Linked DNA regions of Mus musculus: region 2 is linked to region 1. A link is a contact called in ENCODE Hi-C or POLR2A ChIA-PET data. All regions are on one chromosome and are shown on one strand. Each heading gives the region's core, a stretch centred on a gene start or an enhancer-like site at or near the end of the contact. The rest is flanking DNA. Distances are from core to core; before and after follow the strand shown.

Region 1 (5,194 bases), core at 1,342-3,841:
GGGACTAAATTCACAATAATTAGTACACTCTGGGTGTCTGATGGACGACAAGCTTAGCCTCCTCCGGGAATCTGACAGGAATAACCTGGCCTCTCAGGGTCACCCAGCCCCTAAAAGGTGCCAGGCTCATGGCCATATTTACTACTATAGAGAGGCTGCAGTTACTGCCAGAAAGGACCTCCACAAGAACTCTTCCCTTACCCCCAATTCAGACATCTTCTGACACTATTAAGCCACAGGAGCTGTTTATAAATGTCATGATCATAGTCTTTTAATATTTTACATAAAAATCTGTATACACAGCTTATAGAACTCTTATGTAAACATCATAAGTTCACCATTTGTCATCTGTCAGTTTATTTAAAAAAAATAAAACAAAAACAAAACAAGACAATTTAGAAGTACCACTGGGCTGGCGGGGGGGAGAGGGGGGAGGCTTTTCTCTGCACATGGAACGTACAGAAAATTTCACACAGAAGAGACTTGTCTTGTGGGAGGGGGGGTTTAAATAGACCCCAATACCTGTTGCCTTCCTTTACCAAAACTGCGTATGCTACACAAATTTAAAGAAAAAATTCACACTGTTGACATTTTTTTTTCAAGAAAACAAAGCAAAAGTTAGTTGTTTTTGTAATCTTAGAGTCATCATAGTTTTAAAAAAACCATCAGAAGTAGATGAGGTTACAGCATACAAGTGTGGTCAGAATGCTGTCTTATGCAAATGACAAGTACACTGGGTGTCAAACAATGGGACAATTGTGCAAAGAACTCTTTCATCAACAACAAAAAGCTTCAGCGTTTAAATAAATTCAGTAACAATAGTCTCTTGAGCTGAACAATGTTCATTTGTAGGACAGGCACAAAGTTCGCTTATGGCAAAAGTGACCCCACTGCACACCCTGGATCCTCTGCCGGAGGTTCGCTGGGGGTTGGCCCAGGAGACACTGTCTGAGCTGCTTCCTCTCGACCCCAAGTCAGTTGCAAATGTCTTCCCCAGGGTGTGGAAAGATGGCCAAGTCCAGTTCATGCTTGGATGGGTGGGCGCCTGACCCAGCCTGGGAAAGGAGCTGCTCTGGGCCCTGGTCGCCCCACACACCACTAAACAATACCATTCTGCCTCCGAAAATAAAATCTGTATTTATGTAACAGCCCCATCCTCCCCCCAGCCCTCCCCTCCCGCCATTCCAGGGGTCTATGTTACAGACATGGAGCAACAGTAGTGGCTTGCTGGTTACAAGCAAACCTGCTGGGGGCGCAACCACTCTGCGTGCCCCTGGGGAAACCAGAGGCGGGGGTGGGGCAGGAGTCGGGTGGGGTGTAGGGAGTCGTACACACACACAACCACACTTTGAGGCCTGGCTCTTTAGAAAAGGATGCTCAGGAACCCCTTGGCACTCAGCAGGGTGCCCAGGCCTGTGCCACACAGCTGGACACACACAGACACTGGGAAGGGGGAGCTCGGTGCCCACGCTAATTCTCAGCGTGACCAGCCAGAGCCACCAGCAGATGTCAGGCAGTCTGGTGGTGTCCTTGGGGGCATGGGTCTCCCTTTCTCCCGGTTCGTGGGCGACCGGGCCAAGGAGGGGGAGCCACGCTGGCAAGGGCGTGAGGCAGGACGCGTCCCTCATAGCACCTTGCAGCAGTTGATGCAGCCATTCTGGGATCCGTAGCGCTTCTGCAGCGCGGCGCGCGTGGCCGTCTCAAAAACCTCGCGCACGCCCTCCTTGGTCTTGGCCGAGCACTCGAGGTAGTCATAGGCTTGGATGCGCACCGCCATGGCGCGGCCGTCATCCGTGCGCACTGGCTCCTGCTTCATGCGGGCCAGCTCCGTGCGGACATGCTCGTCGCTGCGCAGGTCTTTTTTGTTGGCCACCAGGATGATGGGCACATTGGGGCAGAAGTGCTTTACCTCGGGCACCCACTTCTCGGGGATGTTCTCGAGAGAGTCCGGGCTGTCCACCGAGAAGCACATAAGGATGACGTCGGTGTCCGGATAGGAGAGCGGCCGTAAACGATCGTAGTCCTCCTGGCCTGCCGTGTCCCACAGCGCCAGCTCCACCTGCTTGCCGTCCACCTCGATGTCCGCCACATAGTTCTCGAACACGGTGGGCACGTACACCTCGGGGAATTCGTCTTTACTGAACACGATCAGCAGGCACGTCTTGCCGCACGCGCCGTCGCCCACCACCACCAGCTTCTTGCGGATGGCCGCCATGAGCTCGCCGGGCGCGGGCAGCAGGAGGGGCCCGCGAGCGCCTCGCCGCCGTCCCGCTCCCTGTTGCTTGCCGCTCCCCGCTCTCCCGCGACTGCGCGCTGCGGGCTAGGCTCGCTAACTGCACCTGGACCCCGCGGCGGCGCGGTCTCTCGGGGCGCTCCGGTTGCCTCGGCAGGGGCGCAGGGGCATACGGTGCACTGAGTGTCGCCGCGCCGCTGCCGCGCCGCTGTGGTCCTCGGCGGTCCCGGAGCTGCGCTGCTTTGTGCGAAGTGATGGCTGATGCTGCGGACCCGGCCTAGCTTCTTTCCCGGGGCGGGTTCACTCTAGACCTAGGGTACAGGGGCGCAGACGACGACAACCGAACTGCGGTGGCAGATGCGGGCTGCGGCCCTAGCGCCCGCTATTTAAAGAGTCCGGCCACTTTCTTAATATAGCCACCCAATGGGAAGCCATAGGGCTGAGCTCATCGCTGCGGAGCTTGGCTCCGATTGGTCGCCCGCTGCAGTCCGAAGGCGGGTTCGCCTTAGCTTGATTGACTGCCCTGTCCGCGGGGCTGGGAGAGGCGTTGACTGTGGAGTCTGCGCGGCGACCCGCCCCGTGGGGTTGTGTGGCCGCCGGGTCCCCGCCTTCGTCGCAGCCTCTCTGAGTGCGACATCGTGGAGCAGGCAGCCTGGAGCCCTCCGGGTCTGGGTGGGCAGTTCCGAGACGAGCTACACTCTTGTGGGGCGTTGGCTGCTCCCAGGGCTTCAGCTTTATCTAGCTTCCGAGCGAACTACGGGTGATCAAGCATGGGGGAGGGGCGGCGCCTTTAACGTGGTTTTGTTTTCACTTAAACAGACACCGGTGCACGGTTTTGTTACCTAGCCAAGGGTTTCGTTCTTTCTTAACTTTGTTTAGATAACTAACCCCTCGTGTGCTCTGGGCCGAATTCTGACACTTACCCAGGGCAGCCTTTTCACTGAGAAAGGCTAACAGTAAATTGTGTGGGCCTGGGTGAGTCCCCTCTCGGCTTTCTCTTCAAGGCCCACACTTAGGTCTCCGGGTGAAGAAGATAAGGGGAGGAATCTAGGAGACACACAGCTGTAGGACAAAGGAAAGCGAGGTGCAGGGCACTCCGCTGAAAAAGAAAGCACCCAGCTTGGGCAGGCAACCTTCACCCAGTCCTACCACATTACATCTGATTCTCGCCCTAAAGCCAGAGAACTGCTTGAAGTACACTGTGCAAGGAAACCCATCTATCCCAACAACTCTCATGGAGCAGATGAAAAGCTTCAAGCTGGGAAAGCAGGCATGCGGCCTCGCAGGGAACTTGCCGGTGGGCACACGGTTTCTGTACAGAGGATGGAGTTTCTTCATACACACCAGGTCTTAACTCGTGAATTACCACTTCCTGCAGGAGATGACACCTCTTCCTATCTTAAAGGATTTAAGCCAGTCCACTGTAAGAAATAGGAAAGACAGAAAGCTGCAAAGGGCGTCAAAGAGGGCCTTACCCCGCCCCCAAGAGAAACTGAACAAAGAAAAAGGAGGAAAGAAAGTGGGGAAATGGCTTAACATTGCTGCGTGGGGTCCTCATGGAGGGCTAGGCTAGGGGTACCAGCTAAGAGAAAGCTTTCTCAGTGACCATGTCATGATGACCTTATGACCCATTTCTTTGTCTCTCTCTCTGGACTGTGAGTTGTCCGAGGGCCAGGATTTCCTCCCACCTGAGCATCATGAAGACCTAGCACTATGCTGGGCCCTAAAGAAGCAGTAAAAATGGTCCGTGCAGTGGTAGGCCTGCCCACCTGTAGACCCAGCCACACAGGACGCACAGGGGTTGGCCTTCCAAGTCTAGGCAGTCTGGGCAACCAAATGAGACAGAGAGAGAAAACAACGGGGAGGGGTAAATGACTTTGGGAGCTAACCCAGTTTTTCAAAAGTGGAACTTTTTAGTTCTTAACATCAGATCCTGCTATAATCAGACCAAACACAAGCAGCCAATGTTTTCACATATAATCCCCATGTTACAGTTTCTGTGTATCTGGACAGATATGATCAAGCCATAGTGTTCCATCAGTGGGGGAGAGCTGTGTTCCCTGCATTCTGGATTATCCCCACTGCAGGGCCCAGTCTCTGTTTTTCTCTGCTTTAGTTTTTCAGACCTAAGGAACTGTCACATGGTTTGGTTTGTCATTGGTTGAGGAAGTCACTTTGCACACACACACACACACACACACACACACGCACACACACACCCCACACATGCCTTTTAGGGGAAAAATCTTATCTACACATATTTTTCTCCTCGTAGTTAAACCTTTTGATTGCTGTGTTATTAGCTCTGCTCTCCGTGGTCTTAATATAGCTTGGGAATCTTGGCTATGTCCTTCAGCTTTAAATATTAAGAAAATATAAACCAGAGCTTTGTCCCGTGTGCTTCTTTCAAAGACTTAAATACAAAGAACCAGGAAGCAGGATTACGGCCACCGGCTTCCTGATTTCCAGACGTATCATACGGGGTGTTCCAAGCTCAAATCTCTATATCGAAGTAATTGCTAAAAATACAAAGTGGGCAAGTTATGCCGAAGTAAAGAAGGAGAAGAATCGAAACGGCGTTCTCTCAAAACAGGACTGGCGGCCTCAAAGACCTAGCTCACTGCTTATAGCATTAACTTTTCCAAACTTGCTGATGAGTTTTATAGTATCCCCTTGTCAGGCCCCACACCCTTCAAAGTGCACTGTCACTGCAAGGCAATGACTAGATTTAATTCTCCAAGAGTTATTAACATTCAGTGCATGAAGCCGGGCGGTGGTGGCGCACGCCTTTAATCCCAGCACTTGGGAGGCAGAGACAGGTGGATTTCTGAGTTCAAAGCCAGCCTGGTCTACAGAGTGAGTTCCAGGACAGCCAAGACTATACAGAGAAACCCTGTCTCGAAAAACCAAAAAAAAAAAAAAAAAAATTCAGTGTATGAAGGAGAACAAAGTCATACTTAC
Region 2 (5,194 bases), core at 1,473-3,972, 89 kb before region 1:
CTTCCCCGTGACGTCAACTCGGCCGATGGGCTGCAGCCAATCAGGGAGTGACACGTCCGAGGCGAAGGAGAATGCTCCTTAAGAGGGACGGGGTTTCGTTCTCTCTCTCTCTTGCTTTTTCGCTCTCTTGCTTCTCGCTCTCTCTTGCTTCTTGCTCTCTTGCTTCTTGCACTCTGTTCCTGAAGATGTAAGAATAAAGCTTTGCCGCAGAAGATTCTGGTCTGTGGTGTTCTTCCTGGCCGGTCGTGAGAACGCGTCTAATAACAGGAACTTGTCTCCCAGGAAGAGAATTTACACAGTTCTGACCTGTCTGTCACACCAACCTGCAGGACAGACCAAGAGTTCAGACAATAGTATAGGTCATTGATGGGCAGGGCCACACTTTTGCTATATCCCAGATTTAAGTTCCAAGGCACCTAAAGAAGTATCCAGGTTCTTCTAAGCTACCATGACAAAGAAGTAGACTAGGAAGGAAAAGTTAAAATTAGAAATAGAGAGTTCGTTAAGAAACAAAAAGTACATCCAGGCAGTGGTGGTGCACGCCTTTAATTCCAGCACTCGGGAGGCAGAGGCGAGCAGATTTCTGAGTTCGAGGCCAGCCTGGTCTACAGAGTGAGTTCCAGGACAGCCAGAGCTACACAGAGAAACCCTGTTTTGAAAAGCCAAGAGAGAGAGAGAGAGAGAGAGAGAGAGAGAGAGAGAGAGAGAGAGAGAGCAAGAGCGAGCCCAGGAAAAGGCCATAAGCGCTGGGCCCTTGAGGTACCTGGCCCTTTCTAGGACATTGCTTAGCACCCACCTCTTTCAAGTTTGATATTCTTTTTCTTTTTGAGACACCTGAGGTCTCTCTACACAGCCTTGGCTGCCCTGGAACCTACCATGTAGACCAGGCTGACCTCAAACTCACAGAAATTCATCGGCCTCTGTCCTCTGAGTGCTGGGATTAAAGGCATGGCCACCACACCTGGTACAGGTTTGTGGATTGTGATTTTACTCCAACGTGTTCCTTTTGTTGTCTGAAGCCAAAGTGGAGAAGAGTTTCTTGCCTTTCTCTCTTAACCAGCGTTATTAATCTGCTAATCTCCAGTCTCTAGTTTCCTGCCAACCTGGACCAAATCACACATACTTCTTGTTGTCCATTTAAACCTAAATCTGATGTTAGTACCTAGAAGATAGATTTGCAGCAGCATCAACCCTCGTTAGTTTCTCTTCCCAACTGGCTGATATGAACAAAGCTCCTGCCTCGGCGTTTCACTACAGTGTTTCACTGGAGCCAAGTCTAACTTGTGAGGACTCCCGAGGCCAGACTCCTAAAGCCCCTGATGATCATCCTAATGCAACCAGTTCTCCAAACCTTATTTTGTCATGTGCAAAATTGCTCACCACACCATATTAATGCAAGGCTAGATGGCAACCTGGCCTATGCATGTGCCTAGCACAAACAGACATCCTGTATTCATGAATCTCACAGTGTCCAGAGGTTCCAGGGTGGGGCACACAAAATGGAGAGGCAGAAAGAAGACCTCCAGGAAGTGGAGGGATGCCTGGGACAAGTTCCCTGCATCTCACAGCTGGGTGTGGCCACAGCCAAAGAGAAGAACCCATAGTCAGAGTGCTGGCATACAAGAGCAAGTAACACTTGGGTTCTGCCTGTGTTATTGGACCAGAAAGATGGGAACATGAAGCCCAGTGACACTCACAATGCTGTGGACACTCAGGAGCATGGGAACTGGACAGAAGTGTATAGGGGCGAGTTCCCTGACTCTGGTCCGCATACCACCAGATCCTGGGGTAGTTTAGAGGACTGTTAAGAAGAAAGCTAGCCCAGGCACTATCTGTGGCTCTCTCAGAGCTGTGCCATGCTCAGATGGGGAGATGCCTCAAAAGGAAAGGAGGCACATAGCCACGAAGCTGCTCCCACTACACCAGAGAGAAAACCATTAGAGGGCTTGTGGTCAGCAGTCAGTAGGGGATGAGACAGAGCTGGTAACAATGCTCAGAGGGTCCCTGCCCTGGGAACAAACACATCCAGCTCTGGAAGATTGAAGATCCCACACAAAACAGGAGGCATCCTCTCTCTAGCTTGAGGCTTCCGGCAAGTTCTGAAAGCCCTTTCTTTATTAGTGAACTAGAGAGACCACACCATCCACTCATCTCCCCCTGTCCCATACCAAACAGCAATGCATGTCAAGAGCCCAGCGTGAAGCTCTCATCAAAGAGATAGCTACTCCTGGGGGGACTCGGGGGTGTATATGATTAAAGTACGTTGCGTACATGCATGGAATTCTCAAAGAATAAAATTTTTAATTAAAAAAAGTAATAAGGGAAATCTCGAGGGGCATGGGCTGGGGTGGGGAGGAGGCACTCAGCGGCTCCTGTGTGGAGGCCTTTGAGGCCCAACATTCCATCCCTGGGGTCCAGGGGTGGGGGTGGGGCTCGCTTCCTCTGACTTCCTTCTATGGTCAGCTGCTTTTGACTACAGAAAAACACTCTACAGAGCCCATTAGTGGTAGCCAGGGTGTCTGGGGTAGCCTCATTCTGGGCCTCAGTTTTCTGGTCTTTGGGTACAACAGAGATGCTCCCTGGAACTTCTAGGCACTGCAGTCAGTGTGTTCTGATCCAGGCTCCTGCAGATGAGCGCAGACTAGGAATTGGGGGGGGGGGGGGATGGCGCAGGGCCCAGGAATGTTCCCTGGGGGTGTGCACTTCCAGCTCACCTTCGCAGCTCTGCAACAAGGCTTTCCGGATATTTTTAGGAAGCTTTGGCACCTTACGGGTTGCGACTCCCTAGAGCAGCTGACAAAGATGTGGGAAAGCTGCTCTGCTCTCCTGGGAGTGAGTGGGGGAGGGGTGTTAAAAATAAAGAAAAAAAAAGTGTCCTCCTACCCTCCCACATCACGCTTGTCGGACGGACGCATTAATCGGGGGCATGTACCACGTGCTAAGGGGTTCTCAGTGGGTAGCAGCAGAGCGTCCTCTCACGCACTTCGGTTCTGACGCCATTCCCTTGCAGATAGTGCCCATTCATCCCACAGGCTGAGGACTCAGTCAGTCCTCATGACACCTACCCCACTCTGCATGCCAATCATAAGCCTTAGGGGTGGGAGCACGTGCTTCCCCCAGCAAGCTATAAAGCACGGATTCTCACATCTCCTGCCTCGTGTTCAGTTAATTTGCTAAGACAGCTTACAGAGCTCAGGGAAACACTTCACATAGGTTTGCTCACTTATTACACAGGATAAATGAAGGATTCAGATGAACAACCAGACGAGAGAGATGAACAGGTAGATTAAGTCTTTCACCTGCCCACTCCTTCCCCTCACTCCTCACACTCCACCCTGACTTCCCTAGCCCCTCCCCCTTCATGCCCTCTAAGTTTTATAACCCATCAATTCTAGTTTGTGCTCCTGTGGGGGCCGCAGGCATCCACTGGGGCACGTTCAGCCTTAAAGAAACTGTCCGTTCCTCCGCTAGAAGCAACCAACTGTCCATTGCTCCATATAGGCTCATGTAAAATGTTGGCCTGATCATGTGCACAGGCAACCATGGATGCTGTGAGCTCATGAGCAATGCAGGCTGGACTGCCAGAAGATATTTTTTCTCCAGTGCTCCCCCACCTCTGGTTCTTACAATCCTGCCTCCACCCTCCACAGTGTCCCGGAGCCTTGGTAAGGGTGATACAGATGTCCAGTTGTGGCTGAGCATTGAGTGGGGACTGCTACCATTTCTCTGGTCACCTCCACCCCCATACCTCCTTATGGACAGCATCTGGAAGCTTCCTGAACCTGGTTCATTCGGGTCCCTTAAAGGCTTTGCTAGGTGATCTAACTGATGATCATCACCCACAGAGACCAACTCAACCTTCAGCTCCTCTATCGTTTATAGCGGTTGGGGTCAGTCTTCAGTCACCAGAGTCTTGCCTGGTGATCAGCTAACACCCTGAGTCTGTCTAGGGAGTCATCACCGGTCATGTCATCAGTGGACAAAGGCATCCTATCACTCTGCAGAGCCTGAAGATTTTCTGAGTTGTGTGACAGGGAATGAGACAAAAATACATGTATTTCTTATTACATCACAATGTAACAGCAGAGGCCCAGGGTGTGAGTGTTCAGAGTGTGGTACTTGGTGTGCCGGGTGAGACTATCTGGCTGTTGCAGAGCAGGATTTCCTCAGAGTGTTCTGGAAGGATGCTCTTGTACATGTATGTATGTGTAATAGAAAGTGAAGACAACAGTGACATCAGGGTATCATTGTTATCTTGTTTTGTTTTGTTTTTTCTATTCCAGTAAGTACCTATTGTGTTCTGCTATGCTCAGGCCCTGGGTTGTGAAGTTTGCTTTTTTTTTTTTTTAAAGCAATCAGGACTTTTTTTAAAAAAAGATTTGTTTGTTTGTTTGTTCGTTTAACGTATATGAGTACACTGTAGCTGTACTGATGTTTGTGAGACATCATGCGGTTGCTGGAAATTTGAATTCAGGACCTCTGCTTGCTTCCAGTCAGCCCCCCTTGCTCCGGCCCTGCTCAGTCTGGCCTAAAGATTGATTTATTATTATATCTAAGTACACTGTAGCTGTCTTCAGACACTCCAGAAGAGGGCGTAAGATCTCATTACAGATGGTTGTGAGCCACTATGTGGTTGCTGGGGTTTGAATTCAGGACCTTCAGAAGAGTAGTCAGTGCTCTTAACCGCTGAGCCATCTCTCCAGCCCGAAGCTTGCTTGCTTAATTAATTAATTAATTAATTAATATCACAGTTTCCCCTCCCACTTCTCCTAGTCCTTTCCCGACACCTCCCCCCTCCACTCCTCCTCCTTTTCTCTTCAGAGAAGGGGAGGCCTCCCATGGATATCAACCAGCCTTGGCATATAAGTTGCAGTAAGATGAGGCATTTCTATTCAACCAGACAAGGCAGCCCAGTTAGCGGAAAGGGTCCCCAAGGCAGGCAACAGAGTCAGGGAGAGTCCAGTTCCTACTGTTAGGAGTCCCGCATGAAGACCAAGCTACACAACTGTTACATAGAAGCTGGCTGTGTAGCCAAAGATGACTTTGAACTTCAGATCCTTTTTCTTCTCTACATTCCAAGTGCTAAGATTAGAGACATCGCTAGACATCGTTTATGAGGTACTGGACGGGGTTATCCTAGGGCCTAGGCAAGCACTAGACTAACTTATGTACATTCTCAGCCCAAGGCCCACAT

What was found. A loop is a pair of places that touch in the nucleus more often than their neighbours do. ChIA-PET counts read pairs that join two places held with the same protein, here RNA polymerase II (POLR2A).
Region 2: POLR2A ChIA-PET joins it to region 1 with 12 read pairs in embryonic stem cell. The contact joins the enhancer-like site here to the promoter of Rhob in region 1. A Hi-C loop is called at or near these places in 1 of 37 maps with a recorded cell type or tissue (CH12F3). POLR2A ChIA-PET finds 5 or more read pairs at or near these places in 4 of 5 experiments (Patski and embryonic stem cell).

Annotation. Positions count from the first base shown.
Region 1 is chr12:8,497,418-8,502,611 of GRCm38, forward strand. It overlaps Rhob (ras homolog family member B), which reads right to left and starts at 2,592. Exons shown (of 1, transcript NM_007483.3): 1 at 244-2,592. The coding sequence starts at 2,215. The coding sequence ends at 1,625.
Region 2 is chr12:8,408,194-8,413,387 of GRCm38, forward strand. No RefSeq gene overlaps it. Among named protein-coding and RNA genes, the nearest start is that of Gm51967, 38 kb to the right of the region's middle. Within about 2 kb of position 2,723, at least 1 of the 3 ENCODE cell types and tissues checked has a DNase peak (open chromatin) inside an H3K27ac peak, as active enhancers do.